2 separate regions of the Homo sapiens genome follow, and region 2 is linked to region 1. Evidence: read pairs that join two places in POLR2A ChIA-PET (ENCODE). Cell type or tissue: PC-9. All regions are shown on one strand. Each heading gives the region's core, and the rest is flanking DNA. Links, peaks and the distances in the headings are about the cores only. Region 1 has its middle 39 kb from the start of ETV4. Region 2 overlaps ARL4D (ARF like GTPase 4D).

The links. Peaks named below come from ENCODE experiments on the same cell type or tissue, not always from the same donor. Only the 100,000 strongest peaks of a DNase experiment are listed, where the experiment ranks them.
Region 2: POLR2A ChIA-PET joins it to region 1 with 30 read pairs; 4 of 35 experiments call an interaction of 5 or more read pairs at or near these places.

Annotation. Positions count from the first base shown.
Region 1 is chr17:43,577,689-43,593,774 of GRCh38, reverse strand. No RefSeq gene overlaps it. Among named protein-coding and RNA genes, the nearest start is that of ETV4, 39 kb to the right of the region's middle. RefSeq lists enhancers at 1,093-1,592, 14,149-14,766, 14,747-14,796. In PC-9, for the core only: no CTCF peak of the experiment used is centred there; a DNase peak (open chromatin) is centred at 8,224.
Region 2 is chr17:43,400,223-43,416,308 of GRCh38, reverse strand. It overlaps ARL4D (ARF like GTPase 4D), which reads right to left. Exons shown (of 2, transcript NM_001661.4): 2 at 15,172-16,086. The coding sequence ends at 15,971. It also overlaps the pseudogene RNU6-470P. Among named protein-coding and RNA genes, the nearest start is that of ARL4D, 9.3 kb to the right of the region's middle. RefSeq lists an enhancer at 9,437-9,937. In PC-9, for the core only: no CTCF peak of the experiment used is centred there; a DNase peak (open chromatin) is centred at 6,568; H3K27ac peaks cover 1,938 bases.

The sequences.
Region 1 (16,086 bases), core at 3,840-11,839:
TCAATAAGCTGTAGGAACACAGAAGAGAAAGTGGAATTTTTTTTTTGAGACAGAGTCTCCCTCTGTTGCCCAGGCTGGAGTGCAGTTGCAGTGATCTCGGCTCACTGCAAGCTCCGCCTCCCAGGTTCACGCCATTCTCCTGCCTCAGCCTCCTGAGTAGCTAGGACTACAGGCACCCACCACCACGCCTGGCTAATTTTTTTGTATTTTTAGTAGAGATGGGGTTTCATTGTGTTAGCCAGGATGGTCTCGATCTCCTGACCTTGTGATCCACCTACCTCGGCCTCCCAAAGTGCTGGGATTATAGGCGTGAGCCACCCTGCCCGGCTGAAAGTGGTAGTTTTTTTTTTTTGAGATGGAATTTTGCTCTTGTTGCCCAGGCTGGAGTGCAATGGCATGATCTCGGCATACTGCAACCTCTGCCTCCCGGGTTCAAGCAGTTCTCCTGACTCAGCCTCCTGAGTAGCTGGGATCACAGGCGCCTGCCACCATGCCCAGCTACTTTTTTGTATTTTTAGTAGAGATGGGATTTCACCATGTTGGCCAGGCTGGTCTTGAACTCCTGACCTTAGGTGATCCACCAGCCTCGGCCTCCCCAAGCGCTGGGATTACAGGCGCGAGCCACCACGCCCAGCAAGTACTTTTTTTTTAAATTTAATTTTGTTGTTGTTGTTGAGATGGAGTCTCACTCTGTCACCCAGGCTGGAATGCATTGGCGCAATCTCGGCTCACTGCAACCTCCACCTTCTGTGTTCAAGCGATTCTCCTGCCTCGGCCTCCCGAGTAGCTGGGATTACAGGCATGCACCACTGTGCCCAGCTAATTTTTGTATTTTTAGTAAAGATGTGGTTTCACCATGTTGGCCAGACTGGTCTCGAACTCCTGAGCTCAAGTGATCCGCCTGCCTCCGTCTTCCAAAGTACCAAGACTACAGGCATGAGCCACTGCTCCCAGCCAAGAAAACAGTACTTAACCCTGAATGGAGTGATCAGGAAATGCTTCCTGAAGGAAGAAACTCCTGAGGTGAATCTTCCAGAAGGAGCCTGATGAAGAGGTAAAAAGATGCCCCAGGTGAATGAAGCTGTGTATGCAAGAGCACGGAGGGTAAGGAGTTTGCAAAGAACCACAGGGGTGGGTGGTGGGTTGGCAGCCAAGTGGCTAGAGATGGGGAGAGTGGCTGGGAAGAGACATCGGGAATCAGAGATTTCAGTTTCTGAGTGAAGGAAGGCGAGAGAGTGTGGGTGTGCCGTAGACCCCATTGCAGTAAACAGCCTCGCCTAAACCAGGCAGGGCAGATACCCCAGGCCTCCCCTGGGGCCTAGAAGCCTCCCCATCTCACTCTGCAACTCCTCGGGTTAACCAAAGCAGCATGACCTCATGTGTTATGGCTGCAAAGGCGCGGGGGAGGCCATATCCGGTGTTTGTATTGAAATTAATTGGGGGCTCCTTGGATGATGGAGGCTTTGAGGAATGCACAGGCCCCCGCATATGATCCTGTGAACAATGGTGTCACTTCAGACCACCGAGGCCCCCAGCGGCCCGCATCTGCACGTCCACAGCCCTTCTCGATGAAATAATAATCATAGACAGATATGAATATTTACAATACGAAGCAGCAACTTGCGATGGGGAGAACTCAGGCAAGCACCCCAGAGCTATTTTTAGCCTTGGAAACGGAGCCCCATTTTACCAGGGCAGCAGCGTGTCGATCAGGAAAATCAGGAAAATCCCACCGCTCCCCGCCAAGCCCTGATTTATGATGATTCAGAGGGGAGATGCTGCCAGGAATGGGCCGGGGCCAGGAAAATTTCATCTGTCTGGAATCCGACAGGAAAAAAGAGGCCTGGAAATTTCAGAGGAAGCTGGGATCTGCGCCGGTTACAGCGCCTCTGTGTTCGCTCAGCTGGCTCCTGTTAGCCAGTGAAGGGTCCGCTGAGGAAAAGCGTCAGGCCAGGTTTTTCCATCATTCCAGAACCTTGAGCCTGATCCCCAGGCAGCCGCTGCTCCTGCGACCTCCGACCCCAAACAACAGGAGCCTTCACCAGGTTTCCCCCAGCCCCCCAGCCCTAGGCTATATCTTAAATCAACATCTTTGTTTTTTTGTCTTTTCCCTTACCACAAAAAATGATAGCAAAGTGATTCTATCTTTTTAGCTATTTGTTTAACCAGACATTTAGCACACTTAAGAAGCAGGGTTCAATATGAAAACCAATTAATGCAATTTAGTTTTAATTTCCTCCCCTGAAATGGCCCAGCTCTCCCAAGGTGGCCTTCTCACCCTCCTCTCTGGTGCTGGGGCACCAGGAACCCCTAGCCTCCAAACCTGATGCTACAAGCTCTAAAATGAGGCCAGAGATTAGGATTTTGCTCAAAATCTTGCTGGCAGATCCTAAAGGGGCAAACAAGATGGTGATGGAGTTCAGGACATGCTACCCCAAAATACAGCACCTCGGCAAAAGCAGCAGAAGGAGGAAGATCTCTCTGACTTGCTGCTACTATTCTCCCCTGAAGCAGATCATGAAAGAATTTTCTGTCTTTCTTCTAAAGTAGGTCATAAGACCCTCATTCCAGAGGGGTCCTCCCTATATCCAGAGGAAAGGAATGAAGAAGCAGAGAAGAATCTGAAGAAACAGGCCTTGCTAAGCTCCCCCAAGTTGATTACTATTAGATCATACCCCCTTTCTTCCATCATATTTCTTCTTCTTTTTTTTTTTTGAGATGGAGTCTCGCTCTGTCTCCCAGGCTGGAGTGCAGTAGTGTGTTCTCCGCTCACTGCAACCTCTACCTCCTGGGTTCCAGCAATTCTCCTGTCTCAGCCTCCCGAGTAGCTGGGATTACAGGCGTGCGCTACCATGCCCAGCTAATTGTTTGTATTTTTAGTAGAGACGGGGTTTCATCCTGTTGGCCAGGCTGGTGTTGAACTCCTGACCTCAAGTGATCCACCCGCCTCGGCCTCCCAAAGTGCTGGGATTACAGGCGTGAGCCACCACGCCTGGCCTCGTCCATCATGTTTCTACACAACGCTCTACTCCTCATTAAACCTAAGCATAAAATATACACAGTATTCCCTATTTCCCTGGGTCTTCATCTCCCATGTCACGGAAACTTATTATATAAATGTGTATGCTTTTCTCTTGTTAATCTATCTTTTGTTATAGGGATCTCAAGCCATGAACTTTGTGACAGATAAGGAAAAGATATATGCCTAGAAGTGGAAATTAAAAGTTTTTTTTAAATAAAAGTAATAGATATTACTCTTTCCCCCCTACAATGGCATCCTTTCCATCCATTCATTCCTTCATTCATTTACTTAATGCCTATTTTGTGCCAGAGTCTGTACTGGGGGTAGGGGGATGGTTTTCGGGGGGATACAAAATGGACATCGCCTGCCTTCAAGGAGCTCACAGTTTGGTGGGGGACACAGACCTGTAAATAGGTTTAACTATGGTGCAGAGGAACAAATGGGGTAACAGCTAAGCAGAGAGGAGTCAGGAAGCACGGAGAAGACTCTTGGGGCTGGCTCAGAGGCAGACGAGAGGAGAAAACGTATCAAAGGAAAGGGACTGTGTGTATAAAGACAGAAGCAGGAAAGAAAGGGGACACACTTACCCCACAACATGAGGAGTCTGGTGTGACTGCAGCGTAGGATCCACGGGCAGCTGGTCCGACTCAGGGAGGCAATTTGTTCTGTTAAAGAAAAAATTATTCTTTTTTTTTGAGACAGAGTCTCACTCTGTCACCCAGGCTAGAGTCCAGTGGCACCGTGTTGGCTCACTGCAACCTCCGTCTCCTGGGTTCAAGCAATTCTCCTGCCTCAGCCTCCCGAGTAGCTGGGATTACAGGCATCCACCACCACCCCCGGCTAGTTTATATATATATGTATATATAAACTATATATATAAAAACTATATATATAAACCATATATATAAACTATAAACTATATATATAAACCATATATATAAACTATATATATATATATGGTTTTTTTTTTTTTTTGAGACAGAGTCTCACACTCTCACCCAGGCTGGAGTGCAATGGCGCGATCTCGGCTCACTGCAAGCTCCGCCTCCTGGGTTCACGCCATTCTCCTGCCTCAGCCTCCTGAGTAGCTGGGACTACAGGCGCCCGCCACCACACCAGGCTAATTTTTTGTATTTTTAGTAGAGACGGGGTTTCACCATGTTAGCCAGGATGGTCTCGATCTTCTGACCTTGTGATCCTCCTGCCTCAGCCTCCCAAAGTGCTGGGCTTACAGGCACGAACCACCACGCCCGCCTTTAGTTTTTATATTTTTAGTAGAGATGGGTTTTCACCATGTTGGGCAGGCTGGTCTCAAACTCCTGACCTCAGCTGATCCACCCGCCTCAGCCTCCCAAAGTGCTGGGATTGCAAGCATGAACCACCGTGCCCGGCTGAGAAAAAATTATTCTTAACACTTATTAAAGACAGTAAGGAAGATCTTATTTAAGGGGGGCGGGGCTGCTACACTGGGGTTTGGCAATAGGGAAAAGCGATCAAAGACAACAAGGACAAGTGGAGATTTATAGCCAAGGAACAGGGTGGGGTCAGTGGATGGAAAATCACTAAGGAGAAGCATTCAGGCCAGGGGATTCCTGCTGAAGGCAGGCCAGGGTGATGCGATATCAAGGGTGGAGGATGAGGAATTTCATCAGATAGGAAGGATAGGGGATTTTTGCTAAATGGGCCTGGCAGGATTCATGCTACAACTGGACTAAATTGCCCAAGGACACAGCCCAAGGTCAAGATGCTGTCAAAAAGAGGACCCAGAGGACCCTGACTCAGGTTTGATCAAGGAGAAAGTCTGTCAGGTCAGGGCATTGGTGAAACTGCCTTTGCATTGGGACTCCGTGCCGAGGGCACTGGAGAGTTGAGCAGGGAAACACCAAGGGGATATGTGCACTTTGTCCAGGTGACCCTGGTGGCACTGTGAAGGCTGGTGTGGAAAGGGGTGGGGCTGGAGGCAGGAGGACAGTCAGAAGAGAGCAGGGCTGACAAGCAGGGCAGTGGGGATGCAGAGGAGGGCAGGCTTTAGAAGACATTTAGAAGCCAGGCCGGTGCTTGTAATTGCAGCACTTTGGGAGGCCAAGGAAAGCAGATCACTTGAGTTCAGGAGTTTGAGGCCAGCCTGGGCAACATGGTGAAACCCCTTCTCTACAAAAAGTACAAAAATTAGCCAGGTGTGGTGGTGCACACCTGTAATCCTAACTACTTGGTGGGGCTGAGATGAGAGGATCACTTGAGCCTGGGAGATTGAGGGTGCAGTAAGCCATGTTTGCACCACTGCACCCCAGCCTGGGCAACAGTGTGAGAAACCCAATTCTGTCACGTTTGGTGGCTGGCTGATGACAGCTGTTCAACAAAGAAACACCAGTGGATGAAGGGAGACCTAATTTCCTAAAGAAGCCAAACCAAAACCTCATGCAACAATTCCTGAGGGACAGGAAGTATCTGCCCACAGCTGTTTTGTCCAGGCTGCTTGGGGCTGCAGTCAGCCAGGGAACCAAGGGAACTGAACCCCAGGGCCCAGTCTTTACTGGCAGCTGCCCATCTTAGAACCCACGGTACAATGGGGGAAGGCCCTAAGAGACAATTAAGGCATTTGCCTCCAACACAACTTAAGGGAGTGCCCCAAAACTCAGAAATCAAGATAGATAACTGATATGGTTTGGCTCTGTGTCCCCACCCAAATCTCATCTTGAATTGTAACTCCCACCATTCCCACGTGTCATGGGAGGAACCCAGTGGGAGGTGATTGAATTATGGGGGTAGATCTTCCTGCACTGTTCGTGTGATACTGAATGAGTCTCATGAGATCTGATGGTTTAAAAAAAAAAAAAGCAGAAGTTTGCCTGCACAAGCTCTCTCTTTTTGCCTGCTGTCATCTGTGTAAGATGTGACTTGCTCCTCCTTGCATTCTTCCATGATTGCGAGGCTTCCCCAGCCACGTGGAACTGTGAATTCTCTATTAAACCTCTTTCTTTTGTAATTTGCCCAGTCACAGGTATGTCTTTATCAGCAGCGTGAAAAGTGACAAATACAATAATACTTTTTTGTTGTTTTTGAGATGGAATCTCACTCTGTTCCCCAGGCTGGAGTGCAGTGGCATGATCTCGGCTCACTGCAACCTCTGCCTCCCAGGCTCAAGCGATTCTCCCACCTCAGCCTCCCTAGTAGCTGGAACTACAGGCATGCATCACCACCATGCCTGGCTAATTTTTGTATTTTTAGTAGAGACGGGATTTTACCATGTTGGCCAGGCTGGTCTCCAACTCCTGACCTCAGGTGATCCACCTGCCTCAGCCTCCCAAAGTGCTGGGATTACAGGTATGAGCCACTGTGCCCGGTCCAAGATAGATAATACTTTAACGCAATTTTTAAAAATCAAAATTGGCCAGGTGCATTGGCTCACGCCTGTAATCCCAGCACTTTGGGAGGCCAAGGCGGGTGGATCATGAGGTCAGGAGATCAAGACCATCCTGGCTAACACGGTGAAACCCTGTCTCTACTAAAAGTACAAAAAATTAGCCGGGCATGGTGGCGGGTGCCTGTAGTCCCAGCTACTAGGGAGGTTGAGGTAGGAGAATGGCGTGAACCCAGGAGGCGGAGCTTGCAATGAGCCAAGATCGCGCCACTGCACTCCAGCCTGGGCAACAGTGCGAGACTCCATCTCAAAATAAAAAAAAATCAAAATTAATGTAAAAATTGATGATGAACAAAATATTAAGATTTCAAATAAACACAAGATCCAACCCTTCCCTCAATATCGTGTCTCATTCACCTCACCCTAATCTCAGTCTTGGTTCCAATAAAACCTTGTTTTAAAAAACAGGCAGCCAGCTCACAGACTGTAGTTTACTGACAACAAAAATATTGCATTAGGCCAGGCACAGTGGCTCACATCTGTAATCCCAGCACTTTGGGAGGTTGAGTCAGGAAAAGTTTTTTTTTGAGATGGAGTCTCGCTCTGTTGCCCAGGCTGGAGTGCAATGGCGCAATCTCGGCTCACTGCAAGCTCCACCTCCTGGGTTTACGCCCTTCTCCTACCTCAGCCTCCCTAGTAGCTGGGACTACAGGTGCCTGCCACCATACCTGGCTAATTTTTTGTATTTTTAGTAGAGACGGGGTTTCACCATGTTAGCCAGGATGGTCTTAATCTCCTGACCTTGTGATCGGCCTGCCTCGGCCTCCCAAAGTGCTGGGATTACAGGCGTGAGCCACCATGCCTGGCCTAGGCAGGAAAATTTTTTGAGGCCGGGAGTTCAAGACCAGCCTGGGAAACATAGCAAGAACCTGTCTCTACAAAAAATAAATAAATTAGCTGGGCGTGGTGGCACATGCCTGTAGTTCCAGCTACTCAGGAGGCTGAGGCAGGAGGATTGCTTGAGCCCAGGAGTTCCAGGCTGCAGTGAGCCATAACTGTGCCACTGCATTCCAGCCTGAGGCACAGAACAAGACCCTGTCTCTGAAAGAAAAAAAAAATGCATTAAATTTTATTTATCTTGATTACTCGGTGCCCCTTACATTTTGGGCCTGTGGTGAGTTCCTCACTCCCCTCACTCTAAATCTGGGCCAGCCAGAGAAGGCCCCTTCCTGGAATACAAGCCCCAGTGAGAAGACCTACAGCCTGCAGAGAACAATGTGCCCACATTAATTCTGCTTGGGATCACAATCATTCCATGTGTGCTGAGGGCTCCACATTGGTCAGTAACCCCTAATGCCCCTGTCCCTTAGATTATCTGATGCCACCATACACCTAGGACGAGTTATTTAAGCTTTCTTTTTTTTTTTTTTTGAGACAGAGTCTCGCTCTGTCGCCTAGGCAGGAGCGCAGTGGTGCGATCTCGGCTCACTGCAAGCTCCGCCTCCTAGGTTCACGCCATTCTCCTGCCTCAGCCTCCCGAGCAGCTGGGACTACAGGTACCCACCACCACGCCCGACTAATGTTTTGTATTTTTTAGTAGAGATGGGGTTTCACCGTGTTAGCCAGGATGGTCTCGATCTCCTGACCTCGTGATCCACCCGCCTCGGCCTCCCAAAGTGCTGGGATTATAGGCGTGAGCCACCGCGCCCAGCCTGCTGAGTTGTTTAAGATTTCTAAGCTCATCTGTCTCATCTGTAATAGGGAGAGAGGAATGTTAATTTGCTGCTCTTCATGCCAAAGAAATCTAAATTGGCCTGAACCCAGGACCTTTTGCACATCCAATGCATCAGCACTGAGAGCATTGTGCCAGGCATTGTCCTGGGGAAATGTTGACAAACAGGGTGTGAGATGTATTCCCAAGCCCTACTCACCACAGTTTATATTCACAGCCTAGGAAGAGATAGGCCCAGGAGCCAGGTGCGGTGTCTCATGCCTGTAACCCCAGCACTTTGGGAGGCCGAGGTGGGCAGATCATGAAGTCAGGAGATCGATACCATCCTGGCTAACATGGGGAAACCCTGTCTCTACTAAAAATACAAAAAAATTAGCCGGGTGTAGTGGCGGACACCTGCAGTCCCAGCTACTTGGGAGGTTGAGGCAGGAGAATGGCGTGAACCCAGGAGGCGGAACTTGCAGTGAGCCAAGATTGCGCCACTGAACTCCAACCTGGGTGACAGGGCCAGACTCCGTCTCAAAAAAAAAAAAAAAAAAAAAGAAAGACGTAGGCCCAGAAACCAAAATCACTCATTCATTTGTTCATTCGTTAATTTCTTCAGTAATAGGCATCCACTGACTATATATGCCAGACACTGCCAGGCATTGGTTGAGTCAGACATGATCCTTGGCCTCAAAATATTTACAGCCTAGTACAGTGAGATAGATAAAGAAAAATAACTGCAATACGAAGCTATGTGTGCTCTTTGAAGATAAAGGAATGTGGAAATTTAGAGAGGACAACTATTTAGCTGATAGTGGGGAGGGATTTCGCAGAGTAGGACACAAGTAGAATTGTGCGAGACAGACGGACTAGCACTTTTCAGACAAGAACCTGTATGTGCTAAGGCAGAGTGTGAAAGAAAGCATTGTGATTACAGGCCAGGAGGCTGAGCAAAGCATACAGTAAAAGTAGGTGATGGGTCCAGGCCTGGTGGCTCATACCCGTAATCCCAGCACTTTGAGATGCTGAGGTAGGAGGATTTCTTGAGGCCAGGATTTCAAAACTAGCCTAGGCGTCATAATGAGACTTTGTCTCTACAAAACAGTTTTTTTTAATTAAAATTTTTTAATTTAAAATTTTTAAAATTAAAAAGTAGGTGATGGGCTGGGGTGGCAGGTGAAATAAACTCAGCATAGACTATGAAAGGCCTTGAATGCTGAGATTAAAAATGGGATTTTATTCTGTTGGCAATGGGGAGACTCTGGAAGCTTATAGACAGAAGATGGCATGTTTTGATCTGTTTTTTGAAAGAGAATGCTGGCAACCATGGAAAGGAGGGATTGAAACTGGAAGTGTGGGGAGGTAGAAAAGTCAGTTGGGATATTTTGCATTAATTCAGGGAGGAATGATAAAGGCCTGAACCAAGGCACTGCTGGTGGAAACAGAGAGCAGGGATGGAGTTTAGTGAGATTTCTGGTAAGAAGCTATACAACTTAGTGAGTAACTATATGTGCAGGGTGAGGATGAGAAAGGAGTCTAGCTTGATTTCCAGTTTTCTCATTTGGGCAATTTTACATAGTGGTAACCGTATACGAATAGGTAAATACGGGAGGAGGCACAAGTTGGGGAGCAGAAGATGTGCTCGTCTGTGGGATTTGTTGACTCAGACATGCATGGAAGATTGTTCTGATAAAATGATCAGATGAGATATGATATGCTTAGGGCTCAGGGAAAAGTTTAGGCTGGAGATACTGCTGTGTGAGCAGAGGGTATATGAGCCTGGGTGAGCTGACCCGGGGAGAGTTTAGAGGGAGAAGACAGCTGAAGGTGAGAAGCCAACAGTGGAAAGTGGAAGAAATAAGGGAGACCAGGGGGCAGCAAGGGAGATCTGGGAGGAAGAGCAGGAAAGAGTGACATCCAGGAGACCAGGAGAGCTTATAAACGAAAAGAGGAGAAAGGGTTCCACCCACCAGAGCGAGAAGAGCATGAGGACAAGAACCAAGCCGTAGTTTGAAGACAAGTTGGCCATTGATGACTTTAGCAAGAGCAATTTCAAAATTGACCAAAGTCTGCACCTCATTAAACCACAGATCATTTCCATGGAAGGGTGGAAAGCGAGTTGAGGAATCCATGGGAGGTGAGGAAGTGGAGGCAGTGAGTGTGGACAGCTCCTTCGATAAGTTCTGGGGAAAGAGGAAAGAGGTGGTAGTATGTGGGAGCCACAGGGTCCAGAGGTAGCGAGAAAATGAGCAGGCTTTAGAAAGTGAGAGAGACTTGGGTAGCATTTTAGATTCGAGACGCAATGGAAAGAGAAGTGAGATCCCAACTGGGCAGCACAGGAGCACCCTGTTCAGACCCCAGCCACAGAGAGCCTTGGTCAAAATTCAAGACTCGTTTTCTCTCATGGTGCTTAGGTTCCCCAGTCAGACCCCCAGAACCCATTTCCCACATAATCCACCAGAAGCATGGTACAAATTATGCATGAGAAACACACTCCCTGTTCCAACTCAAAGTTCTAGAGAATATCTCACCATCTGAAGGATGCTGGAAGGTGGGAACAAGGCTCCCAGGAGTGGGCAAGACAGATCTCTATTCTGGTCTGGCTCATTTATCTACAAGGAACAGAGGTCCCCTTAAGTCACCTCAAGGAAAAGGGGAGTTTGTGGCAAGGATATATGTGGCTAGCAGTTTAGAAACAGAATGGGAATGGGAAAGCCACTGAGAAGGGTGACGGCGGTTGGCCCCTGACTCGTGGTCACTCTGCTTCTCTCTGGACATCTGTCCTCTTGTTCTCCTCTCTCTGCCAACAGCTTCTTTCACTCTGTTTTCTCACTTCCCTTGTCACTTTGGCTTAATAAGGCTTTGGCTTTTCATCCTCAACCTCTTGGAATCTCTTTCAACTACTATCCCACCTGCTAGTGGGTCCAACTTCTGTTTCCCAGTTGAGACAGGAATGTGACTGACCCAGCTCCTGGTTCAGGGCAGGGCTTTGGGTCACTAGCCAGGCTGTAGTTGGCCGTCTTTAGATAAACTGCCCACCTCTGCTCCAATCACTGGGGGCAGTGAGCAGAGACAGGGACTTAGGACACCAACACTGTTTAGCCTGGTCCCTCCTACAGAGGCTGGAATGAGCAGGCGATACCCCAAAGCATGTCTGGCACAATAAATCTATGTTCCTGGCCGGGCGCGGTGGCTCACGCTTGTAATCCCAGCACTTTGGGAGGCTGAGGTGGGTGGATCACTTCAGGACAGGAGTTCAAGACCAGCCTGGCCAACATGGTGAAATCCTGTCTCTACTAAAAACACAAAACAATTAGCCGGGTGTGGTGGCGGGCACCTGTAATCCCAGCTACTCAGGAGGCTGAGGCAGGAGAATCGCTCAAACCCAGCAGGCGGAGGTTGCAGTGAGCCAAGATCACACCATTGCAATCCAGCCTGGGCAACAAGAGCGAAACTCTGTCTCTAAATAAATAAATAAATAAATGTTTCTTTCTAAGCCAACTGCCTGATGACATGGTCTGAATTGGGGGAACAACTAGGGATGGGAAATGACAAGGCTTTGAACCACTATTCAAGGGTTCTTATGGTAGTGATCACCTCTTATAGACATTTGAGATTATTGCATGAAGATCAGGAAGAGAATCTGTAGCAGAGAATTAGGAAGAAGATGGTGGTGAATGCCCATTGCCCCCACTACACACATCATGGCTCCCTCCACCCAGAGATCAAAGGAGTTGCCTCCTCTCCAGAGGGCTCAGGAGATGCCCATGCTCAGTGCCCTCCTGGTGTGCTGACTGCGTGCTGGCCTTTAGGAGCCCGCCTCCTCCAGTAAGTGCCAGGCCTGGGGAGACCTTGGATGTAAGCCCGAGGGAGTGTCCTGGACCTTGGACCGCAGGCCCACCCAGCAGGGTGTCCTGTCCCCAGCACAGTGGAAAGGTCTTCAGTCCCCTCTCCCTGCCCTCCAGCCTTCAGCTGGACTCTCCCAGATGTCACTGGCTATATTTTCAAAAATAGGAAGAATTCCAAAACCAGATTCCAAGTGCTATACCTCCCACACCCTCCCGTAGCCCCACCAGCCTGCCAACCTTTTGAGGCAATTATAATTAGAAACCAGGGTCAGGAGCAGTGGCTCACGCCTGTAACCTCAACACTTTTGGGAGGGCAAGGCAGGAGGATCCCTTGGTCCCAGGAGCTCAAGACTAGCCTAAGCAACAGAGAGAGAGAATTAGAAGCCAGTGTGTGTGGAAGACAACATCAGCAGACATTGTTCAGAGACGTGCAAACCACAAAGGGAGCCAGTCTGTGGAGGAGGCCAAAGAGTGGGGACCTTAGCTGACCCATCACCCCTCCTGTATTCCGGCTTCTTTCTCCTCCAGCCCTTCTGGACTCCAAGGACCTAGCTCCACAGGAAGCTTAAAGTGAGGTGGAATGTTCGCCACTGTTATTATTAACAGAACATCCGCTAACATTCTAATTGAAAATTTAACTCTAATTATTCCAGTTTACCAGGAATGCAAGCAAAAGCAGGACCAACTGTGATGCACCAAATAGATACACGTGAAAAGACAGATAAGCAAATAGGAAGAGACAAAGCTGGGACCAGTGAACCAGGGGACCCCGGGACATTTATTCCACTCACAACTCAAACACCATGTCGCCTCCCACCTGGAGAACCTTCTACCCCTCAAATCGTCCCCAAATATACATCCTTTCCCACTGCCCCTCTGCTCTTCCCAGCCCTACACTAGCCAATGATCCCTACTTCTTGCTCAAATCAGAGCTGCAATCAGAGATTTTACTGCTGTGAATACAAAAAATGCCTAGAGTCTTTTTTTTTTTTTTTTTTTTTTGGAGATGGAGTCTTGCTCTGTCACTCAGGCTGGAGTGCAGTGGCGCTCCAGATCTCAGCTCACTGCGACCTCTGTCTTCTGGGTTCAAGCAATTCTCCTGCCTCAGCCCCCCAAGTGGCTGGGATTATAGGCACCCGCCACCACGCCCGACTAATTTTTTTGCATTTTTTTCAGTAGAGACGGGGTTTCACCATGTTGGCCAAGCTGGTTTCGAACTCCTGACCTCAAGTGATCTGCCCACCTCGGCCTCCCAAAGTGGTAGGATTACAGGCGTGAGCCACCATGCCCGGCCTAAGACTGTCCTTTGAAAATGGTGCTTCACCCTCCACAGAGCATGTGGCAGTATGCAGCACAGTCTAAAAAGCCACAATAAATAAACATGGTGGCAATATTTTACTGAAATGTTTGGCAGGGAGAACCTTTATTCTTACCTAAAAACAACTCGGATAGGTTATAAGGAAGAGAGCAACACTTGCATGCATATTACATAAAACACCATCTTCAAAATCATGCAGGCTAAATACAATGCTGTATCCAGGATTAGATCCTGGAACAGAATGAAGATATTAATGGAAAAACTGGTGGAATCCAAATGAAGACTGGAGTTAATTACTAGTAATGTACCAACGTTAATTTCTCAGTTTTGACAAAAGTACCAGAGTTACATAATATGTTACCATGAGGGGAAACTGGGTAAAGGGTATATGAGAACTATGTGCTATCATTGCAGCTTTTCTATAGGTCTAACATTATTCTAAAATGTAATGTTCATTAAAAAAAAAAAAAAAAGCATGTGGCTGCTTCCAGCTTTCTGAATCCCCACCGCACCCTCACCACTCCCCAGCACAAGGTCATCGTCCTCCCCAGCACAAGGTCACCGTCCTCCCCAACAGAGTTCCTTGGGCAGCAACCACTAGAAACCCCACAAAGACCAGCTGGGGCCAGAGGCAGGATGTGTGGTCCTGGGCAGGTCTGAGACAGATCAAACACAAGGTAATCAGTCTGCAGAACCACAGACAACACAGACCTACGCCATGGAATTCCAGATCATTCCAGATCTACAAGTCATTGGTTCATTCCATAAGTATTTATCATAGCACATAGCACGCGCCAAGCACCGTGCTAGGCTGTCTTGAGAATGGAGGTGTGGGGAAAGAGGGATGAGGTACAAAGATGCATACCCAGAGAAGGAATCTCCTCCCTTAAGGAAGCAGTGAGGGGAACAGACGAGCTCCACACACAAAGGGACGGGAGGAGAGGGATAGACACAAAGCCTGCTAGAGGTGATCAGGGAAGGCTTCACAGAGGAGGCAGTATCAGTCCCAGCAACTGTAGCCCAGTTGCTCCCCGTCACCCAAAGACAGCCACACCTGATCCCCTGGCTCAGGCAGCTGGAAAGAGGAGCTGAGAAAAAGGAGAGTCATGCTCTCAGCAAACATCAAGTGCTGTAAGCATCATAAAATCATCATCATCATCATCACCATCAGACACTGATGGCCCAGTGGGAGGCCTGGGACCCTGAAGAGAGCCCAGGTAAGGGGCAAACAGGCTTGGAGGAGGCAATTGCCTAGGGCAGTGGTGTGGGGGTGGGGGGCTGCTTCCCCATACCTGTAGCTAGCAGGGCCGCGGGGTAAGGGGCATGTTGACACAGCTGGTAAGAAAGGCTTTGTCCCTGCCTCATTAATCACTTCAGCACAGGAGCTCCGAGGGAGGGGACGCCCCAGGGGCACTGGGCTAGCTCTCACGGGGGAGCCCCTCAGAGGCAGAGAGAGGTGGCCCGGCTTCAGGCCCAGGAGCCAGGGGAAGGTCTGAAGAGGGCAGGATGGCGTGGAAGGAGGCTGCCCAGGCCCTAGGGACCTACGGGCCAGGGGATTTCCCAGCCAGGATGTTTGTCGCAGAACATCAGCCTTCCTGCCCAGAGGCTAAAGCACTTCCAGCAGGCAGCCCGCAGATGGTAACCCCCTAACAAGAAGGTCCCAGGAGGGGCATATATATTTTCCTTTCTCATTTGGCCAAGCCAGTGTCAGCTGCTTGCCATGCGATTCCTGACCCTCCTGCCCGGGTGTGTGTGTGTGTGTGTGTGTGTGTGTAAAGGGTCACAAGCCTTTACTGAGAACAGAGAGGAGGTCCATCCACCTTTGCTCTGAATGCAGCAAGGGAGAGGATGGGGAAGCAGTGGAATTGTTTCCACTTCTATTATTTACTATTCTCTCCACAAACACTTATGGAACACCTACTATGCGTCTGGCACTGTTCTAGTGACTGGGAGCAGAGAGAACACAGAACAGAGAGAAGGTCTGCTTTTCTGGAGCTTGCCTTCTAGAGGGGGCAGCAGAGAATGGGAAAACATTATGTTCACCAGAGTGGTCAGGCAGGCCAACACCCTTCTGGGCCAACTGAGCTCAGACCTAGTTTCCAGAACCACCCTCCCTGGGCATCCTCTTCCTCCCTCCCAGCCCTCACTGAGGCCTCTCCCAAATCTGAACGTGGAGGCCCCAAGGTGGGCTGGCAGCCGGAAGGCATGAAGAACTCCCCAGGATCCCCTGTCTCTAATGAAAGAGAGAAGCCAGTTCCGGGCAGCTCGCGTCCAGTTTCATTGTAAATCCTCTAGACTGTCGGATGGCCAAGTGGCCCAGGGTCTCCTCTGCCCTCTCTCCTCTGCCTGGGGGGTGAGGGGCTCTTTGCCTCTCCCTCTGTCACTTCCTCACTCCTTTCTCTTTCCCTCCCGCATTCTCTTTCATTCTTTCTCCTCCTTTCTTCTTTCTGCTTCCCCTCCCCAGCCTCTGTTCTCTCTCTGAACCCCCCTCCCCTTCTTCCTGTCTTGCATTTTCCTGCCCAGGAATCAGACCCCAGACAGTACCTAGGAAGTCTGCGGCCTTGCCTAATAGAACCGTAATAGTCCTCAGGGAGGCGCGATAATGACATCCTCCTTAAATAAAAGGACTTAATGGAGATTTCCCAAATTTGAAAACCACATTTCCACTAGCAACCCATTCAGCAAGCGACGGCTCTGGAAAGGAACTCGTGGGAAGCTGCAATGGGGAGGGGGTGAAGTGGCAGGAGGCAAGGAGTTTGTGCAAAGAAGGTTCTATTCATAGGGGGCTTTCTGTGGCAGGACAAAGAAGCTGGTCTGAGG
Region 2 (16,086 bases), core at 2,713-10,712, 180 kb after region 1:
TAAATTTTACTTGAGAGAGAGTAGGTCAAGAATCATGAATAGGCTGGGTGCATTGGCTCATGCCTGTAGTACCAGCACCTTGGAAGACCAAGGCAGTAGGATCACTTGAGCTCAGGAGCTCAAGACCAGCCTGAGCAACATAGCAAGGCCTCATCTCTACTAAAAAACTCTTTTATTTATTTATTTGTTTATTTATTTATTGAGACAGAGTCTCGCTCTGTCGCCCAGGCTGGAGTGCAATGGTGCGATCTCTGCTCACTGCAAGCTCCGCCTCCCAGGTTCACGCCATTCTCCTGCCTCAGCCTCCCCAGCAGCTGGGACTACAGGCACATGCCGCCACGCCCGGCTAATTTTTGTATTTTTAGTAGAGATGGGGTTTCATTGTGTTAGCCAGGATGGTCTCAATCTCCTGACCTTGTGATCCGCCCACCTCGGCCTCCCAAAGTGCTGGGATTACAGGCATGAGCCACCACGCCCGGCCAAAAAAAAAAAAATTCCTTTAAATAGCTGGGCATGGTGGTGTACACCTGTAGTCCCAGTTGCTCAGGAGGCTGAGGTGAGTGGATCACTTGAGCCTGGGAGATCAAGGCTGCAGTGAGCTATAATCACACCACTGCACTCCAGCATAGGCGACATAATGAGACCCTGTCTCAAAAATAAAATTTTTAAAAATCACAAATAATCATTTAGTCTAATGTTTTGCTTCCAAACATAATTGGGAAGTCCTTCTAATGTGTGTCTTGAATCCTCCTTTCATAATTCTTGCCTTTCCAGTCCTCAAGTCCTGATCGCCTTGCTCGCTATTTGCACCAGTGGCTTACTCTCTGTCCCTGCCTCCTACACTCTCCACTGTCAGATATTTTCAAGCTGTTTTATTTTCAGACAGTCTTCGTCATTGCCATCAGCTGCCTATTTGAGGTATTCTCATCAAATATTGTATTTGTGTAGCTAAACCATAACTTTCTGTAGAGGAAAGCAATGGCACAAATAATCCAAAAATGACACATTTAAGTGACTTCTAATTGGCTTGGGAAGTTGTTTTGGTCCTTGCATCTGAATGTACGTACATTAGATATTCCAAAAATCGAATTCAGGGAAAATGGCCATAGTAGCGGGGAAATGATGCAAGAAGAACTTGCCTAGAAACTTCCTAATTGTTTCATGCCACTCTCTTCAACAAGGCACCAAGCCTTCCATGCATCCGTCATTTTCTCTACCCATCCATTCCATCTATCCATTCTCCAACCCATCCATTCATCTATCCATCCATCTCTTCATCCACCTATCCTCCAAATCCATCCAACTGTCCACCTATCCATCCATCCATCTATCTAAAAATATCTTTGAGTGCCTACTCTATGCCAGACGCTGCACTAGGTGCTGAGGAATATGAAAACAAATGGGACTTGGAACCAAGAAACTTCCAGTCTGAATGGAAAGACCCAAGATTAAAAATAACTCTACCCGATAAGTACTCTAAAAGAAGAATTAGAAAAGAGAACACAACTCTTTCTGGAAGAACCAAGGAAGGCTTCATAAAAGGGGGTCTTGAAGGAGAAGAGAGATTTGGCGATGGACAGTTTTACTTCTCACAGAGATACGGGACAGAGAAGCAATATTCACCACCCCAATGCAGGTCACTCCTGGGCATGATAATCTATCTATGGGACTTCAAACTACCACATCTCTTATGGGCTCAGTATCTTCATCAGTAGATCAGAGGGATTGTATCACTAGTTTTCAAACCATGCTCTGTTGAACCTAGGGCAACAAACTGTCCTGGTTTGCCCAGGTTCCAGATATTTCTCAGGATGCAGGACTTTCAGTGCCAAAACTAGACAAATTGAGCCAGCTGGGACTGGTATGCTGCATTGGCCACTCAGAAGAAATATAAATAAATAAAGTCAGACAAACTGGGATGAGTTGGTCAATCTAACTGAACCTTATAGCTGTCATAGGGAGGCCACCAAGGCAAGGGGTAGGAGAGGCAAGATTTAGGGAGGAGGCCAGTCCAATGGGGCTCAGAGCCCCCAGTTCCACTTTAACTGGATCAGTTGTGTCGTGTTTTACACATTGAGCTTCCAGGTTAGATGTTTGTTTGTTTGTTTTGAGATGGAATCTCACTTTGTTGCCCAGGCTGGAGTGCAGTGGTGCAATCTCAGCTCACTGCAACCTCCACCTCCCAGGTTCAAGTGATACACCTGCCTCAGCCTCCCAAGTAGCTGAGATCACACCCGGCTAACTTTTTTGTATTTTTGGTAGAGACAGGGTTTCACCATGTTGGCCATGCTGGTCTCCCACTCCTGGCCTCAAGTGATCCACCCACCTTGGCCTCCCAAAGTGCTGGCATTATAGGCGTGAGCCATTGCACCTGGCCCGTTACCCTTTTTTTTTTTTTTTTGAGATGGGATTTCGTTCTTGTTGCCCAGGCTGGAGTGCAGTGGCATGATCTTGGCTCACTGTAACTTCCACCTCCCGGGCTCAAGTGATTCTCCTGCCTCAGCCTCCACAGTAGCTGGGATTACAGGCATGCACCACCACGCCCAGCTAATTTTGTATTTTTAGTAGAGATGGGGTTTCTCCATGTTGGTCATGCTGGTCTCGAACTCCTAACCTCAGGTGATCCACCCACCTCGGCCTCCCAAAGTGCTGGGATTACAGGCGTGAGCCACCGCGCCCGGCCCCATCATTCTGATTTCTATTTTTTTTGCTTTATCTGGTAAGAGGGAGAAAGGACTATAAGATAGAAATAAACATTTTAGCTCAAAAGTCTTCCTTTCTATAGAATTTTCAGAAGCTCTAAAATAAATAAGAAAGTACTAAACATGAAACGTGGTCAAGTTTTAAAATCCATAACATCCAGACCAACCTGCAGGAAGGCAGCCTTCATTTTATACCTTTCTCACTCTCCACTTGTTCTAAAATTATATCACTGACTGTAAGTGGGGTGACAAGTTTTTTTTTTAGACGGTGTCTCGCTCTGTCGCCTGGGCTTGGAGTGCAGTGGCGTGATCTCGGCTCACTGCAAGCTCCGCCTCCCGGGTTCACACCATTCTCCTGCCTCAGCCTCCCAAGCAGCTGGGACTACAGGCGCCCGCCACCATGCCCAGCTAATTTTTTGTATTTTTAGTAGAGATGGGGTTTCACCGTGTTAGCCAGGATGGTCTCAATCTCCTAACCTCGTGATCCACCCACCTCGGCCTCCCAAAGTGCTGGGATTACAGGCGTGAGCCACCATTCCCCGGCCAAGCTGGGGGACAATTAACTAGCCTCAAGAACCTCCTCTTGCTTCAGGATGGGGCAGAGTGCTGAGAGCGGACCAGGGGAAGGAGTTGGAATCAACATCCCAGCTCCCCCTCCCACCCTAGATCCCTTTGGCGGCTCTAATTGAGGCCTGTCACAAAGAGAGAAGGCAGCTGCAAATTGCATTCATCAACAAATTACAGCCAATTAGAGCCCCAGTCCCAGCCTACTGGGGGTGACATGAGGCCAGTCAAAATCCCTTCTGATTCAGCAATGCCAAAGGTTTTGGGCTGCCAGGGTCACTTTCTGCAATCCAGACCCGGAACTTTATCCTGGGCCTGCACCCTGCCTTCCGAAAATCCCTCAGGGAAGATGGGGGCTTCCCCCAACCCTCAAGAAGTCTCCAGGGTGCTTCTCTCAGCCATCACTGAAGTTCACCTAGTGATCTAGGCCCAATCTCTGCTGCTATGCTGCTTTTTTGTTAAGTTATAGACATGTTGGTTTTATTCAAAAGAATAAAATGCTTGACAAACTGAAAAATATGGAATGCTTCATCAATTTGCGTATCATTCTTATGCAGGGGCCATACTAATCCTCTCTGTATCATTCCAATTTTAGTATATGTGTTGCTGAAGCCAGTGTGTGCTACTGCTGTGCTTTAAGCTGAGTTTTCTCCAGATTTGGTCCTTGGGGGGAACTGATTTGCTGGCACTTCAAGGGCCTGCTGAGAACTCTTTGCTTGCTGGCTTTGGGCCAGCTGAGCTCTGCCATCCTTCTGCCCATCCTGACAACATTGGGCCAAAGCTAGGGTGAGGTCAACATGAAACCTGTGGAGGTGTAATGGAAGTGTCACCTCCCAGAAGGGCAGGTATGTGGCCACCCATACCTGTCCACAGCTGCTTCTTCACTCCCCTCCCTGGAGCCAGCAGCTCTGGTTTCAACAGTGCGAGGGTGTGTGTGCGTGTTTGTGTGTGTGTTCGCATGCATGTGCATGTGCATTTGTGAGACACACCACAGGACATCTACATGCTAGGGACAGAAAGATGGGGAGGGCATGACGCTGGATTTTCTCTGTTTGATCTCGAGTGTAAAAGAGCAGCCAAATGCCCTCAAATAATGTTCTTTTTCTCCCTCTCTTGCTTTTCTCCCCAGGACTCTGGCACTTCTACAAATAGAGCTGTGCCAGAAGAAAAGGAAGTTTCAGCACTCAGTCCATCCACACCCCCCACCCCCTGAAACAATAATCTCTTCCTCTCTCCCAGCCCCTGTTTGAATTGGGGAGGGGGAGGGAAAGGAGGCGTCTTTTCTGTTCTGAAGTTTCTAAGGAAGCCAGTACAGACGCACCCTTCCCCTTCCAGGGAATGTATCCTGTGATGTTTAAGTAGGAGTCAAGCCTTGAGAATGAATTTCTCTTGAACTGTCCTTTCTCCACCACAGGAGATGGGATGGGTACACCCAATAAAGGAGAAAGAGCAAGAGAAGGGGTTAGGGTCAGATGTCCCCAAGGATATCAAAGTTTTCTGCCTAAGGGAACAGTGGGGCTCAGATGACCCATAGGCAAGGAAAGAGGTCAAGGAATGACTCAGTAGCCACAGCCTCCTGGAGCCTCTTGAAGAAACTCAAGGTTTCAACCTGATAAACATTCTCAAGACAGACAAGGCAGGATCAGAAGTAGGAATCCTGGGCAACATAGTGAGACCCTGTCTCTACAAAAAGTAATTAGTTGGGCATGGTGGTGTGCACCTGTGGTCCCAGCTGCTAGAGAGTCTGAGGTGGGAGGATCGCTTGAGCCCAAGAGTTCCAGGCTGCAGTGAGCCGTGACCATGCCACTGCACTCCAGCCTGGGCAACAGAGTGAGACGCTGTCAAAAAAAAAAAAAAAAAAAGAAAGAAAGAAAGAAGGAAAGAAAGAGGAAGAAAAAGAAACAGAAAGAGAAAGAAGGTGGGACAAGGGCAGATAAGGGTTGAGGCCAGGCTGAGAGTGAGAGTAGAAAGAGGACTGGGTTGCCAAGTGTGGATAACAATCAGGGCTGTGCTTGCTCGGGTCAGCTCACTCTTCTCTTCTCAGGCTACTCCCTGAGTGGATGCCTTGGTGCTCCACCCAGATTCCCGGTGCTGACTGTGAGTTTTGGCTGCCAATGGCTCTCCATCTCTGGACTTGCCCTTGGCCTAGAGGGCAGCCAATTAGCTGACTGACAGGGACATAAAAAACTAGCCTCCCTGACTCAGGTGGGATCCTTTCTGTCATACAGTTGTCCACCCAGAGCTTCCCACAGGATCAAGCCAAAACCAGACTCAGCTGTGAAGCACATCCTTGCTTCCCCACTCTGTGCCCCACCCTCTTTCCTTTCCTCCCTTCTCCTGAGAGTTTGCCTCACAATAAACCATGTGCCGCCCAAATCCCCATCTCAGTCTGCACATCAAGGGAACCAGATCTAAGACACTTCTTTGGGTACAAATTGCACCTTAGCTCCAGTGCCTAGGATGCTGTGTCAGCCCCTAGTCAGCCTTCAGTGCACAATAAAGATTTTTAAAAATTTTTTCGGCCGGGCGTGGTAGCTCACATGTGTAATCCCAGCACTTTGGGAGGCCGAGGTGGGCGGATAATATGAGGTCAGTAGCTCAAGACCAGCCTGGCCAACATGGTGAAACCCCGTCTCTACTAAAAATACAAAAATTAGCCAGGCCTGGTGGCGTGAGCCTGTCATCCCAGCTGCTCAGGAGGCTGAGGCAGGACAATCACTTGAACTCAGGAGGCAGAGGTTGTAGTGAGCCTGGATCGCGCCACTACACTCCAGCCTAGGCGACAGAGCAAGACTCCGTCTTGAAAAAAAAAAAAAAAATTCTAGTCTCTCACTATGAAACTACAGTAAATAATGCTAAATACTATTCATATTATATGTGGTTAATTGAAAGAAGGAGTGATTGGTTGAATTAATGCTCTGGATGGGAGATAAGTAGGTGGGGGAATTTATTGTAGGACCACCCCCCCATATACACACACACGTTAACCAGATGCCCATGGCTCATCCCAGTACATCCTGTCTACATATAGGCCACCTGCTTACATCTATGCAAAGTCAGGGACAGATAATCCAGTTTGTGGATTATCCAGACCCCCAGCTGGCATGTTCCTTCTCAATATTGCCTCCCTGAACCCTCCCTCTGCTCCAGCACTTTCCCGGGGGTAGAGGGTGGGCAGAGACAGGCAGCAGGGGAGGGCAGGATGATGAAACCTCAGTCTGTCAACACTGTTGCTGCTGCCTCAGCAGTCTGATGAAAGATTAGAAACTATTGGGTAAAATCATGTTAGGAATTTTCTATGGATTCCAGGTATCTGGGCTCATCACCAAGTAGACAATTAAGAGTTGTTTGTGTGGTGAAAACACCTTGAACAAGGCCAGGAAAGTCACCTGCTAAGTAACCAAGTTTGGATCACTGAGAATCATAGTATGATAAGATACCATCTTAAAATGATTTAAGATATGCAAAGTCCTCTCCTATTCTGAAAGCTTTCCAAGAAAAGAAGTATGTGGATCTTTCAGGTTTTTCAGTCCTTCCTATCAAGAAGGCCTTCCTATAATTTACCTTCCTTCCATACTGTTACAGTTCTGGTCTGTTTCTCTTTTTTTTTTTTTCTCTGAGACAGGGTCTCACTCTGTCACTGAAGCTGGAGTGCAGTTGCAGTGGTTTGAACACAACGACTGCAGCCTCTGCCTCCTAGGCTCAAGCAATCCTCCCTCCTTAGCCTTCTGAGTAGCTGGGACCACAGGAGCCACCATGCACAGCTAATTTTTCTTTTTGTAAAGACAGGATCTTCTTTAGTTGCCCAAGCTGGTCCTGAACTCTGAGTTCAAGCAATCCTCCCGTCTCAGCCTCCCAAAGTGCTGGGATTACAGACATGAACCACTGCGCCTGGCCCTGTTTCTCTTCTGATTTCAGACAAAAAGGAGAACAAGTGTTTCATTCTTTTACTCATAATGCTCCTTCCCCCCAAATATGTGGATGCACTATCTGTAGAAACAGAATGTGAAGCCGGGCACAGTGGCTCACGCCTGTAGTCCCAGCACTTTGGGAGGCCAAGGTGGGTGGACTCCGAGGCCAGGAGTTCAAGACCAGCCTGGCCAACATAATGAAACCCCATCTCTACTAAAAATTAGCTGGGCATGGTGGCAGGCACCTGTGATCCCAGCTGCTTGGGAGGCTGAGGCAAGAGAATCGCCTGAGCCTCGGAGGCAGAGGTTGCTGTGAGCCGACATCACGCCACTGCACTCCAGCCTGGGCGACAGAGCAAGACTCCATCTCAAAAGAAAAGAAAAGAAAAGAAAAGAAAAGAAAAGAAAAGAAAAGAAAAGAAAAGAAACAGAATGTGAAGAATGTGAGCCACATATGTAATTTTAATATTTCTGATAGCCACATTTTAATGTTAAAAAGAAACAACTGAATCTAATTTTAATCATTTTATTTAACTCATTATGTAAAAAGTATCACTTCAACATATGCATAATCAATATAAAAAGTATTAATAAGAAATTTTACATTCTTTTTTCACATGAAGGCTCTGAATCTGTTGTGTATTTTACACGTACAGCATATCTCAGTTCAGACCAGCCACACTCCCCATGTTCAATCACCATGTGTGGCTCATGGCTGCCATATTGGACACCACAGGTCTAGAGCTTGGGAGTCTCTTCTTTGACACCTGCCCTACAACCTACTCTTCTGGAGTAGGAGGTAGAGAATGTGAATCTAGATACAGCCTATCCTCAGGTGACAGTGGGAGGAGTTGAAGGACAGGAGTGGTGGACAGAGTCTGAGAGTGTCTCAGGCCAGGTAATTACAGGGAAAGGAGGAACAAAACTGTATCTATTAAACCTCAGACTCAGGCCTTTCCTCCTGAGGAGTAGGTGGAGCCAAAAAGGTGCTCCGAAGCCTACAATGCTCCAGGTCCCTCATTAATCAGAATACTTAATTCTGGCTCCAAGCTGACTTCTTTTCCTTACCTCCTCCAGGAAGCCTTCCCAGATAAATTCTCCAACCTTAACTGATAGAGACCCTGTCTCTAAAAAAATAAAAGAATTAGCTGGGCATGGTGGCACATGCCAGTAGTTCCAGCTACTTGGGAGGTTGAGATGGGAGAATCGCTTGAAACTGGGAGGTCAAGGCTGCGGTGAGCCAGGATTGTATCCCTGCGCTCCAGCCTGGGTGACAGCAAAACTCTGTCTCAAAAACAAGCAAACAAATAAAACAAAAACAAAAAAACAGATGAAGAGAGAAAGACTATTAAAGAGCTTCCCATGCCCACCTTGTACTGAGAACCATAGAAAGTGTACTAGAAAAGATCTGCTATTGCCTACTCAATCCCCTCACTTTACAGATGAGTAAACTGAGGCCAAGAGACTAGAAATGGCTCGGTCAAAGTCACAGAAGTTGGTGGCAGAGCCAAGTCTTAACCTGTATGTTGCCTTGTGGGTTACTGTTTGGGGCACTGCAAAGTCAGACTGGTGGCTCTGTTCCTCCCCCATCAGGCTAGGAGAGTTCCAGAGAGTGAGTAAGCAGTTCTGTCTTCTCTCTCCTTAAGGATAAGAGAGGCATCTGGAATGCAAAGCAATGGTAATCTTATAAAAACAAATACAATCAAAAGCACCAAACTTCACTTTCAACAAGCTTTTGAAACCCAGCTGTCCCCCCACCCTCCTCCAAAGGATTTCTCATGAGATTTAACAAATTTAATAGGAGGAGGTAGGGACTGCTAAAGAGATAAGCTCTCCCGCTTGCTCACCTCCCCACCTCCCCACCTCCCCACCTCCCCACCTCCCCACCTCCCCACTCCACTGAGGAGGGGCATAGACCCAGGATTTTCCCAGGAGCCTTAAGTCAAGCCCCAAACACTCCAGAGTGACCAAGATATCTGCTACTTCAGGCTTCTGCTTCCTTTTACAAGAGTCCTTGAGCTATAGCAGTTGGTGGGAGTCTCTACATGGGGGTGGGGTGTCTGTATGGGGGAGGTCCAGGGCTCCACTGCTGCCCAATTCATTCGGGCTGAAGTTTCCTTCTCTGTGTTCCCTTCAGAGCATACACTCTTGGTCTCAGCCTCACTTCCTCCCTAAGCCAAATCCCGGGAATCTATTTCAGGGCTTGTTTCGCCCACTCTGCCTGACGTCTGTGACAAGCTGGGTGCTAGGGAGTCCTCACCATCTGCCCACCTCCGCCACCAGCCAGGCAGTCCCAGGTGGCGCTCAATCCTTAGCCCCGGAAAGTGAGCCCAAGCTTACTCGCTATCCCTGCAAATCCTCTGCTGAGTTGCTGGTGATTTTATTCCTTACCTCCCAAAAAGCACAGGCGCCTTTACTGGCAGCTCTGGTGAAAAAAATTTTAAAAAAATAAAAAATAAATAAGGAGGCCAGGTGCAGTGGCTCGTGCCTGTAATCCCAGCACTTTGGAAGGCCGAGCCGGGCAGATCACCTGAGGTCGGGAGTTCGAGACCAGCCTGACCAACATGGAGAAACCCTGCCTCTACTAAAAATACAAAATTAGCCAGGCATGGTGGCGCATGCCTGTAATCCCAGCTACTCAGGAGGCTGAGGCAGGAGAATCACTTGAACCCAAGAGGTGGAGGTTGTAGTGAGCCGAGATCGCGCCATTGCACTCCAGCCTGGGCAACAAGAGTGAAACTCCGTCTCAAAAAAGAAAAAAAAAAAAAAAAAGCAAGAGCACTGTAATGTCTCCTCTACCATATACACACATCTTAGCTTGAAAAAGCCTTGAGATCTGGGAATAGAGGATGAGGAAGCTGGATTTAATTTCCCTCCCACCCAACCTCTACACAAACACATAAACTTTGGCAGTATCTATGACAACTTTAAATACATACACCCTTTGACACAACAATTGCAACTCTAGGAATATATCTTATGGGAAAGCTTCCCCAAGTGTACCAAAAAATATATATGCAAGGAGGACCATGGCTGTGGGCAGACTGTGTCTTCAACAAGTGATTTAATTAATTAATGATGGTACATTCATACAATGGAATCTCATGTGGTCATCAAAAAGAATGAGAAAAATCCAGATGGAAGCCTTCCCTTCTGAAGCCCCTCCTCATGAGGGCAAAGATGGCAGTGGTATAATGGAATAATGGCATGCATGGAATAATGTCCAAGATATAAATGAGAAAAGCAAAACTGTTTGCTTTATATAATTCCATATATGTTCTATAGACATACCTCTTTTGTACATGCAGAGAAAAAAATTCCCAGAAGAATATATAAAAACCTGTTCACAACGGTTAGCTCTAAAGTTGAGATTATAAAGTTTCTTCTTTTTCTTTTTTTTTTTAGACAGGACCTTACTTTGTCCCCCAGGCTAGTGTGCAGTGGTGCAATCTTAGCTCACTGCAGCCTCGACCTCCCAGGTTCAAGATATACTCCTGCCTCAGCCTCCCAAGTAGCTGAAACTACAAGCATGTGCCACCATGTCTGGATAATTTTTGTATTTTTTGTAGAGATGGGGTTTCGCTATGTTGCCCAGGCCGGTCTTGAACTCCTAAGCTCAAGGGATCTACCCGCCTCAGCCTCCCAAAGTGCTAGCATTACAGGCATGAGCCACCGTGCCCAGCCAGTTTCTTCATTTTCTTTTTCTTTTTTTAATGTTTCATTAAACAAGTTGTGAGATTAGGTTTCTTCATTTTCTAAATTTAGATTTCTTCCACATAGAGATCTATAAGATCTATTACTTTTCCAATGAGGGAGAGAAAATTTTTTTTAAAAAGAAGGAGCTGGCCGGGTGCAGTGGCTCATGCCTGTAATCCCAGTACTTTGGGAGGCCAAGGCGGGTGGATCACCTGAGGTGAGGAGTTTGAGACCAGCCTGGTCACATGGCAAAATCCCGTCTCTACTAAAAGTACAAAAAATTAGCCAGACATGGTGGCATGTGCCTGTAATCCCAGCTACTCCAGAGGCTGAGGTAGGAGGATCACTTGAACCTGGGAGACGGAGGTTGCAGTGAGCCAAGATCATACCACTGCACTCCAGCCTGGGTGACAGAGAGAGACTCCGTCTCAAAACAAAAACAAAAACAAACAAACAAAAAACTCTCAGGGCAAAGTAAAAATTTAAAAAAAAAAAAAAAAAGGCTGGGCGCGGTGGCTCACGTCTGTAATCCCAGCACTTTGGGAGGCCGAGGCGGGTGGATCACAAGGTCAGGAGATCGAGACCATCCTGGCTAACATGGTGAAACCCCGTTTCTACTAAAAATACAAAAAAATTAGCCGGGCGTGGTGGCGGGCACCTGTAGTCCCAGCTACTCAGGAGGCTGAGGCAGGAGAATGGCATGAACCCGGGAGGCGGAGCTTGCAATGAGCTGAGATCACGCCACTGCACTCCAGCCTGGGCGACAGAGCGAGACTCCATCTCAAAAAAAAAAAAAAAAAAAAAAAAAATAGGAACATGGCTGGGTGTGGTGGCTTGTATTGCTAATCCCAGTGCTTTGGAAGGCCAAGGCAGGAGGATCGCTTGAGGTCAGGGGTTCCAGACCACCCTGGCCAGGCAAGAGGGCAAGGCCCCATCTCTACAAAAATAAAAAATAAAAAGAATAGGAATATCTAACATGTTCAAAAAAATTTTTTAAGGGAACAGCGAATACCCTCTTCTGGATCATCCAGAGGAGGAGGTCTCATGCATCCACCCACAAACTCCCCAACAGATGGCCTTGGAAATGAAGTGCAGCCACACTGCCCACCCTTTCCAGCTGAATGCTGGCCTGGGTCTCCCTTGCCACCCTCACTCCCTCCCTTTCCTCTCTACCCACTGGCCCCATTCAAAACAGGCTTGTGTTAGAGAACATGCTGTCCTGTGTGCTCCTAGCACTTGGGCAGAACTCAGCACTTCCCAGGCCCTGGTGGAGGTGTCCATCTCAAGAAAGACTTGCAATGACACGTGGTCAGGATAAAGGAAGGATGGGAACTTCTGGCCAGATTTGAGGCCAGACCTCTGCTGGGCTTAGGAGATAAAGCTCTCACTCCCCAGGAAGGGGAGTGAGAGAGCGGAAAGCTGGTCCTTAATCTAATCAAGGAGAGGGAAGAGGGAGGGAGGGGGGAATCTGAGCTCTGAGATAACTGTGCTCGCTCCCTGTCTCCTACCTCCTATCCTCTGCCCTGGGAGTACAAAGACCTGGCCTGGGAGGAAGGAGCTGGGTGCACTGCTAAGTGGCCGTGTATCCGCGGGCAAGTCACTGCCCACTCTGGGCCTTAGGGACTTCTTTCCTTCCTCTGTCTTCCTTGAGCCCTTGCAGCATGGAGAGGACTGGAAAGGGCATGGGAAAGTGGGGGACCACTGCCATCTTTGCCCTCATGATGAGGAGCTCCAGGAAAGGAAGGCTTCCATCTGGATTTTATGTTCCAACCTGTGCAAGAAGGGGTGGCTGGGTGGGGAAGGACAGCTCAGAAGAAAGCCTCAACTCTGGGGTTGGGCATGGTGGCTCACGCCTGTAATCCCAGCACTTTGGGAGGCTGAGGCAGGCAAATCACTTGAAGTCAGGAGTTCAGGACCAGGCTGATCAACGTGGCGAAACCCCATCTCTACTAAAGATACAGAAATTACCCAGGCATGGTGGTGCGTGACTGTAATCCCAGCTACTTGGGAGGCTGAGACATGGGAATTACTTGAACCGGGGAGGTGGAGGTTGCAGCAAGCCAAGATCGCACCGCTGCACTCCAGCCTGGGTAACAGAGGAGGAAAAAAAAAAAAAAAAAACGGCCTCTACTCTGGAACTCTGGGTCTACAGCAGGTTTCCCTCAACTTTACAGGCAACTAGCCTCAGCCACACCACTCTTGGCCCCCAAGGAAGAGCTCCTCAGCACCCATGCCAGGGTCTCGAAGAAATCCTACTTAATAGAGAAGCCAGTACAGGGCAAATATAACCTCACTCTCCATCCTGATCACACCCTCATTCCTTGCCCTTGCCCTGAGTTCAAAATGCAGAATCTCTGGGCAGGACTGGAGAGTGAGAGGTTCTCTCTCCCTCTCTCATCCTGCAGATAGGAAGTGATCCCTTCCCTTCCAGCTCTCCAGTCCCTTTGATGAGCCAAGGCAGGAGGATTATTCCAAAGCTCCTGACTCTGACCCGGCCACAATTTGTGGCTTTCTACTCAGAATTCCCCAGTGTTCCCCTCTCCCCACTACTCTGGCAGAGCAGTTGGCTTCTCCGTCTCTCTCTGACACAAGCCCCCATCTTCCTTTAGTGCCACCAGCTGGACAGTCAGGCCAGAGGGACTGGGGAAGAGCCTGGGACATTCAAAGGCCTCCTGTGGACCATGATCCCTGACCGCCCCCAGGGCTGGGCATGGGGAAGCAGAAGATACCTGTTTTAAGCAGGTAGGGAAGGAGTGTGGTTGGAAGAGCCAGAATCAGGAGCTGACATCTTGGAGGCCCCTCTGCTAGGGATTGGGGAACACCTCTGCACCTCTTCCCCCAAATCTGGAGACCTAAGTACACCAAGTGACAAGAAATGAAAATGTATAATTGAAGATTTTAAGACAAAAGAGCAGAATTTGGGTGGGGTGGGGAGGAAAGATCTCCTGGCAGGACAGAGGGTCAGTTCTGGCCAGTTCCTTTCCAGCCTGGACTGGGGCCTCAACCTGTCCTTGGGCTATAGGACTGTGCCCCAAAAAGACTGGGAGAGGAGTCGCAGGTGTGTCTGGGGGAGGGGCAGGTAGCACATGTTCCCAGCAGAACCAGCCCAGCAGTTCTGTCAAGCAGGCCCTAGCACTGACGCACACTTGGGCACCCTTCCGGATCAATGCACACTCACCCCAATCCTGCCAGCTACAGGGATGGGGAGGGGACCAAATCTGAGCTTCTGGCAGCGCTGGGTAGGAAGAAGCAAGTTCTTTAGGAAACCTTCCCCAGAAGTGGGGGTTGCCGGCACCTTCTCTTTCTCCCCAGGTCCTTTCATCTGATTCCGGAGAAGAGGAGACAGAATTGGGGAGAAGCAGGGTGTGAACGCTGAACCTGCTCTGGGGATTGTGTGTTTGCACAAAAGGTGGCAGGGGGTGGCTGGAGGGCTCGACAACTGGAAAGAATTGTGCTTGTTTTTTTTCTTTTTTAGAGACATGGTCTCCCTATGTTGCCCAGGCTGGTCTTGAACTCCTGGGCCCAAGCCATCCTCCTGCCTCAGCCTCCCAAAGTGCTGGGATTACAGGCGTGAGCCACTGTGCCCGGCCTTGTGCTTAGTTCTTACTCACTGCTCCCACCCAGAAGATTAAGAGGATCTAAGGGTTCTGTTATCAGACATAGCTGGCCCTGGTGCTGGTGAGTAGGGGCACTCAAGCCCTTGTAATATTAGCATTTTATTCTTACAATCACCACAAATACTGGGGGCTTATGTCTTCCCCCTTCTATCTTGGAGTCTGGAGGGTGTATGTCCAGCAGTCCTCTCTGCCACCAAGCACAAACAGCTACTACTTCTGCCCCTCTCGTGAGAAGAGCTACCATTCCCAGAGCTGGAAAACTCATGGCTTAGTCACCAGGGCCAGGCTGGCTCAATCCAGCCCAGGCCTCCCTAGCACCAGCCGCTGCCATCATGCCAGTGAGCCAGTCAGCAGGATTGAGTACACAGAGGTGACTTAAGGCCAGGGAGGAATTACTTTCCACTCTCACCACATCTTACAAGGAGGAAAAAAATCAAACCAACCTAAGACTGGGGAAGTGGGGAGGATGGGAACAGAATGGCTCTTTGAGGACTTACCTATATAGACTTAGGTGTCACCAAGGTCAAGAACCTAGGAGTAGCTCAGACTAGCAAAATTTGAAGTTAAATCTGCAAGGAGCAGTTGATATAAGGGACAAGTAAGACCCAGAGGATGAGGGGAGGGGTGTTAAATCAGAGAAAAAGGAAGTGACCCCACCCAAAAAACTACAGAGATCAGGCAATAGCTTGAGGGGTTTTCCACTCCCCCCTATAATTTTCACAAGCCATCCCGTAACACACAATCTAATTTTTATAAGTGCTTGCTTTGCAAATTCAGCTTCAAGATAAATCTCCCTCCCCCTGCGCCACAACCCCATATAGAAATCTTGAATTGTCTCTGGGGCAAGATAAGGAGAGGAAAATGCCCCAGACCAAGGTAAGAGCTACAGTTATCAGTCTTTAATAACTTACAGGCAAATGCTAAAAAATAGTTAATAACAATAATACAGAGGACACACACAGCTTATAAAAAGGGTCATGGATCTACAAATGTGGGGAGGGGTTCTTGGCACTTTCACAGACACAAAAATAAAAACTATGTGACTGGTATTCCTAGAAAAGCAGCCTGGGGAGACTCCCCAGTTGGGGGACAGAGGAAGGGGAGATAGTTATTTCATCCCAAACACATTCTCCAAGTCACTTCCATCCCCCCGCCCCCAAACACATCCAATTAAAAATTTTTAGCCAGAGAAGAAAAATAAGAAACAGGGTCGAGGTAGAGTCACAGTTTACATTTACGTCTCCACAGTCCTGCAGCGCCCACTTCTCCAGAGAGGATGAGAGAGATATGCAAAGACATCCCATCTCCCATCCCCACCCCAGTGTGGCACCAAAACGGGACACCCCATGCTCCTCTCTCCTTCATTGAGGTGGACAGGTCCTGCACCCCAGTCTGACTGAGAGGTCACAGGCTGGTCCCACCCTGCTGTCCAAGTGTGCAGACCCCTACTAGGTGGGAGGAAAGGGAGGGGGGGCTTGGGTCACCGTCTCTTCTTGCCACCCCGAGCTGCCTTCTTCCTCTTGAGGATCATCTCATAGAGGCGCTCAAGGCCCTGCTGCAGGCCCAGACCGTCCACAGCGCTGCAGCCTTGCACAT